Linked DNA regions of Homo sapiens: region 1 is linked to region 2. Evidence: chromatin loops called from intact Hi-C (ENCODE). Cell type or tissue: heart right ventricle. All regions are shown on one strand. Each heading gives the region's core, and the rest is flanking DNA. Links, peaks and the distances in the headings are about the cores only. Region 1 has its middle 3.6 kb from the start of HROB. Region 2 has its middle 1.9 kb from the start of PPY.

Region 1 (2,916 bases), core at 198-2,697, 190 kb after region 2:
CCCCGGTCTCTCCAAAAAAAAAAAAAAAAAAAAAAAAAAAATTAGCCAGGCGTGGTGGCACACACCTGTAATCCCAGTTACTCGGGAGGCTGAGGCAGGAGAATTGCTTGAATCCAGGAGGCGGAGGTTGTGGTGAGCTGATATCAAGCCATTGCACTCCAGCCTGGGCAACAAGAGCGAAACTCTGGAAAGAAAGAAAGAAAAGGAAGGAAGGAAGGAAGGAAGGAAGGAAGGAAGGAAGGAAGGAAGGAAGGAAGGAAGGAAGGAAGGGCGGGCAAGCAAATTGTGATGCACATTCTCTTTCTTTTTTTTTTGGATGGTGTCTTGCTCTGTTGCCCAGGCTGGAGTGCAGTGACTCCATCTTGGCTCACTGCAACCTCTGCCTCCTGGGTTCAAGCAATTCTCCTGCCTCAGCCTCCCAAGTAGCTGGGATTACAGGTGTGCACCACCACGCCTGGCTAATTTTTGTATTTTTAGTAGAGATGGGGTTTCACCATGTTGGCCAGGCTGGTCTTAAACTCCCAAAGTGCTGAGATTACAGGCGTGAGCCACCGCGCCCGGCCCATGTGATGCACATTCTTATAGGTAAATCTTGGCATGCGTCAATGACTGTATTATTTTCTCAGGATGAGTTCTCAGAAGTGGAGCTGCTTTGTCAAAGGGTGTACATAACTTCAAGGCTTTTGAGGGTATTTTCTGATCCAGTGAAGGACACCACTACCCAGTTGTCCAAGTCAGAAGCATCAGGTAATGTTAAGTCCAAGAGAATAAGGCTAATTAATGAAAGAATGGGCCACACAACCCATTCTCTACCAGGGGGTATGCAGAGGAGAGAAGTTACCAGGCTCTGAAGATTGTCAGCCACTGGGGAGATACTATGAGGGTCTTTCCTGGAAACCAGAGGAATACTTTTGCCCCCTGCCTACCTGGTCCTCCCCGGAAGCCACAAGTGCTCCACATAGCATCCCTGGGCAACTCCTTTCCTGCTGCCCAAGCAAGCAAGGTGCCAGTTCCGCAGGATCCAGCCAGCTGCAACTGACCCTGAGCCAACTCCCACAGCCCTGAGTGGGTCAGCTTTGCTTATGAAGCAGGACCCTGGCACCTCCCCAGGGGGTCCAGCTTCCCTTCCCCCAGCCCCCAGCCTTGAGGGAGAAGCAATTGGGATAGGCTTGGGGAGGTGGGTGTCGGATCAGGGGTGTAAAGGATAGAGGAGCTGAATGTCTCTGTCCTCAGGGAGATCTTGAGATGACTCACATGCCACTGGAGGGGAGAGAGAAGCTGAGGGATGAATGGATTGCAAACTAGAGGGAGGGGCCGAGCTTCCGTGCCTTGATTCGCCCGCGTCAGTTGCTTCAACAACATCTGCAGTGCGTGGGGTTGAGCGATCCCACTGGTGGGGCTGGGGTGGGTAGGGCTTCCAGGCTGGCTGACGTTTGCTTCCCGCCCGCTGGGCCAGCCTGGAGCAGTTCATGAATGACTCACCTCATTGTCAGGCTGATTCACTGCTCGGCTGGGTACTTGGGTAGGGGGGCGGCCCCCTAGGTACGGCTCACACCCACACACATGCGCACATACACATGTACGCACACGCCCAGGTGGGGCTCCACTGGGGTCGGACACGAGGGATGGGATTTCTGTGGTAAGAGGCAGGGGCATGCACACCATCTAGTGTGTGAATAACCTTGAAGTTTCAGTCTGTGGTGTACTAGTGTTTATTCACATTTAAATTAATTAAAATTAAACACAATTAAAACTTCAGTTTCTTAGCTGCAGTAGCCACATTTCAAGTGCTTAATAGACACACATGGTCAGTGGCTACTCTGTTGGGCAGTGTGAATAGAAAACATTTCCATCAACACAGAAAGTTCTATCGGACAGCTCTGGTTTACATAGCTGCCTACACACCAACTCAGAATCCACAACCTTCGCACACAAAGCTACACAAACAGATCAGTCCTCCCCGCCCCCATAGGCAGCAAACAACACACATTTAATTCCATACACGTATTCAACGGGCAATACCCAATCACCTACACAAGATTCTCAGCGTGTACACACACTTCCTATCCAAATATGCCACCGTCCATACCAAGGCAAATGTAAAGATAAACACATAAAAAAAAGTATGTCATCACACTGACTCGAATACAACTGTTTGTTCGATAAAAATACAAATTAGGGGCCAGCCGCGGTGGCTCATGCCTGTAATCCCAGCATTTTAGGAGACCAAGGCAGGCAGATCACCTGAGGTTGAGAGGTTGAGATCAGCCTTGCTAACAATGGTGAAACCCCGTTTCTACTAAATATACAAAATTAGTTGGGTGTGGTGGCCCACACCTGTAATCCCAGCTACTTGGGAGGCTGAGGCAGGAGAATCACTTGAATCCGGGAGGTGGAGGTTGCAGTGAGCTGGGATCCCACCACTGCACTCCAGCGTGGGCGACAGAGTGAGACTCCGTCTCCAAAAAAACAACAACAAAAAAAACAAATTAGGGTGAAATGCATTTGCAAGTATACTGAAATAGATACAAACCCAAGCCATGTGGTTCCCATAACAATTCCCAGCACGTGTTTGCAAATTCAAGTAAGGGGGAAGGGAATCCACATTTGTTGAGGTCCTGTTAATAGGCCAGGCATGGCGTTAGCCATTTCAATGCATTAATTCATTTAATCTCACAACAACCTTGTGAGGAAGATGTATTATTCTTTTTTTTTTTTGAGACGGAGTCTTGCTCTGTCTCCCAGGCTGGAGTGCGGTGGCGCGATCTCGGCTCACTGCAAGCTCCGCCTCCCGGGTTCAAGCGATTCTCCTGCCTCAGCCTCCCAAGTAGCTGGGACTACAGGCGCCTGCCACCACGCCTGGCTAATTTTTTGTATTTTTAGTAGAGACAGGGTTTCACTGTGTTAGCCAGGATG
Region 2 (2,916 bases), core at 272-2,771:
CCTCTGCAGCTTGCAACTAGAACAAGGTGGGAAGAGGGAAGGGGCCTCAGGTCCTCAGGCAAGGTGGAAAGGAGTGGGGTGCCAGGCTTGGAGAAACCCATTTGGTGGGTGCATAGGATGCAGAATGAGAACTCATGTGCCTGGGTTCAGGGGAAATGTTGAGGGGGGTGCCGGTTTCCAGTATCCATTTCCCTCCCCATCTCAGAGCCCCCATTCCAGGGAAGTGCTAAAAACCAGCTTCATTTGTAAAGCCTCACATTTTCCAAAGTGCTGCCAGCTCAGTCACCTCACTAAATCCCCACAACAACCCATTTTACAGATTCAGGATCTGAAATCTGCTCAGAGATGTCAAATCACTGGCCCCAAACCCCACAGCCAGTCAGACCCCAAAATTTAACTCCAAACCTGGACTGTTTTTTTTCCTAAGTGGGGCCGTCAAAGTATTGTTATAATTTCCCACTTTTTGGCTGAGAAACCTGAGGCTCACAGAGGTAAAGACGCTTGCTCAAGATCTCATAGCTACCGAGGTTCCGAATTCTGGCTTAGATTCTCAACCCCACTAATCCATCCCCACCAGAAGCCCCTGAGTCTCCCCTGCCCAGCGTCTCTTCCCAACCCCCAGTCTCCCTCCCCTGCTTAGGCCAAGGAGTGGTAACTGGCTGTGTCTGAATGACACGGTGACACCAAGTACGGAGCTAAGGACTTATGACTGCTGACGTTCTGCTGTCCCAGATCAGTATACCAAGAAGTTGGGAGATGGGGGGGACTGTTGGGGAAGAGGGGACTGGAGGTGAAACTCCAGGGATCTGGCAGGGTGGGCTTAGAGTCAGACAGACCTGGGTCCAAATCCTGGCTCTGCATTGGCTGGCTCTGTGAGCCTGGGAAAGTAATTTCTTTAGCCTCTCTGAGCTTCACTTTTCCTCTCAGTAAAATAGGCTCATCACACCCATCTGAAGATAGGGAGAATAAAGGAAGGCTCAGCAAACATCAGTGTTCTGCCTTGACCCTCTCAATTTTGATTTTGGTTAACAAGAAGAGCAATAATGCTTCACCAGACAACTTACATTCCACAAAGCAAATACGAAAGTCATTCTGTCTCAGCAAGCCCGGGCCTTTCTCTGGACTGAGGTTTTCCACTTGCAAAACAAGGGTGTGAATTGGTGGCTGGTCTCAGCCTGGCCTTGGGTTTGGCGGGTAGAGGTTGCAGCTCGCCGCCAGAGGGCGCCAGGCTCCAACCCTAGTTAAAAGGATCTGAGCTCCCACAGGACCATGGCCTTGGAGGGACCTGTTCTGGCTGCTACTCATGTGGGGACCCAGCCCCACCCAACAGACAATGGATCTAGGGATTGACTCAGATGCCAGGGCCACTTACAGTTCTATCCTGTCGCAGAGGTAAACCTAAGTGCCTAAGAAATAACAGGCACTCCACAAATGTCAACCAAACCGTAGCTTTCATTTTTCTCCTTTGCAAACAACAGATTCCTCTTCTGGGTCCTCTCAGGGATGTGGTGACAATCCAGGAGGAAGTGGTAGTAGATGTGCTTTCTACACTGCATGGCCATGTGTATTAGTTCCTTCTCATACTGCTTTGAAAAGAACTGCCCGAGGCCAGGCGCAGTGGCTCACGCCTGTAATCCCAGCACTTTGGGAGGCTGAGGCAGGCGGATCACCTGAGGTCAGGAGTTCAAGACCAGCCTGGCCAACATGGTGAAACCCCATCACTACTAAAAATACAAAAATTAGCCGGGCGTGGTAGCGCATGCCTGTAATCCCAGCTACTTGGGAGGCTGAGGCAGGAGAATCACTTGAACCAGGGAGGCAGAGGTTGCAGTGAACCGAGATCGTGCCGCTACACTCCAGCCTGGGCTGTAACAGAGTGAGACACCATCTCAAAAAACACACAAAAAACAAAAAGAACTACCTGAAATTGGGTCATTTATAAAGGAAAGAGGTTTAATTGACTCACAGTTCAGCATGGCTGGGGAGGCCTCAGGAAACTTAAAATCATGGTGGAAGGCGTAGGGGAAACAAGGCACCTTTCTCACAAGGCGGCAGGAAGGAGAAGTGCTGATCAAAGGGGAGAAGAGCAACTTATAAAATCATCAGCTCTCGTGATGACTCACTCACTATCACGAGAACAGCATGGGGAAAACTGCCCCCATGATTCAATGACCTCCACCTGGTCTCTCCCTTCGCATGAGGACTACGGGGATTACAATTCAAGATGAGATTTGGTGGGGATGCAAAGCCTAACTACATCACTATGTCTAGAACACAGCAATGGTTCTCACTCATCTTGATGTGTTCCTGTCAGAGGCGTTTGAACCACAGCGACTCCATCTTGAACAAGGGCTGGGTAAAATGAGGCTGCAACCTGCTGGGCTGCATTCCCAGGAGGTTAGACATTTTTAGTCACAGGACAAGATAGGAGGCCGGCACAAGATACGGGTCACAAGACCCTGCTGATAGAATGAGATAAAGAAGCTGGTAAGAACACGCAAAAACCAAGAGGGTGATGAGCATGACCGCTGATTGCCCTCACTGATTTTTCTTTTTTTCTTTTTCAGCAGAGATGAGGTTTCACCATGTTGGCAAGGCTGGTCTCAAACTCCTGACCTCAAATGATCTGCCCCCATCGGCTTCCCAAAGTGCTGGGATTACAGGCATGAGTCACCGTGCCTGGCCTCGCTGATCATTATACACTAATTATAATGCATTAGCATGCTAAGAGATGCTCCCACCAGCATCAGACAGTTTACAAATGCCATGGCAACATCTGGAAGTTACCCTCCATGGTCTAAAAGGAGGAGGAACCCTCAGTTCTGGGAAATCCCCACCCCTTTTCTGGAAAACTCATGAATAATCCACCCCTTGTTTATTAGTATATGATCAAGACATAACCATAAAAATAGCCAA

The links. Peaks named below come from ENCODE experiments on the same cell type or tissue, not always from the same donor. Only the 100,000 strongest peaks of a DNase experiment are listed, where the experiment ranks them.
Region 1: a loop joins it to region 2, with 2.4 times the contacts of the local background. A loop is called at or near these places in 7 of 110 quality-filtered maps.

What each region holds. Positions count from the first base shown.
Region 1 is chr17:44,136,900-44,139,815 of GRCh38, forward strand. No RefSeq gene overlaps it. Among named protein-coding and RNA genes, the nearest start is that of HROB, 3.6 kb to the right of the region's middle. RefSeq lists an enhancer at 1,060-1,583. In heart right ventricle, for the core only: no CTCF peak of the experiment used is centred there; a DNase peak (open chromatin) is centred at 1,502.
Region 2 is chr17:43,942,947-43,945,862 of GRCh38, forward strand. It overlaps a transcript of PPY not described here. Among named protein-coding and RNA genes, the nearest start is that of PPY, 1.9 kb to the left of the region's middle. In heart right ventricle, for the core only: a CTCF peak has its summit at 1,218 (motif pointing right); a DNase peak (open chromatin) is centred at 1,225.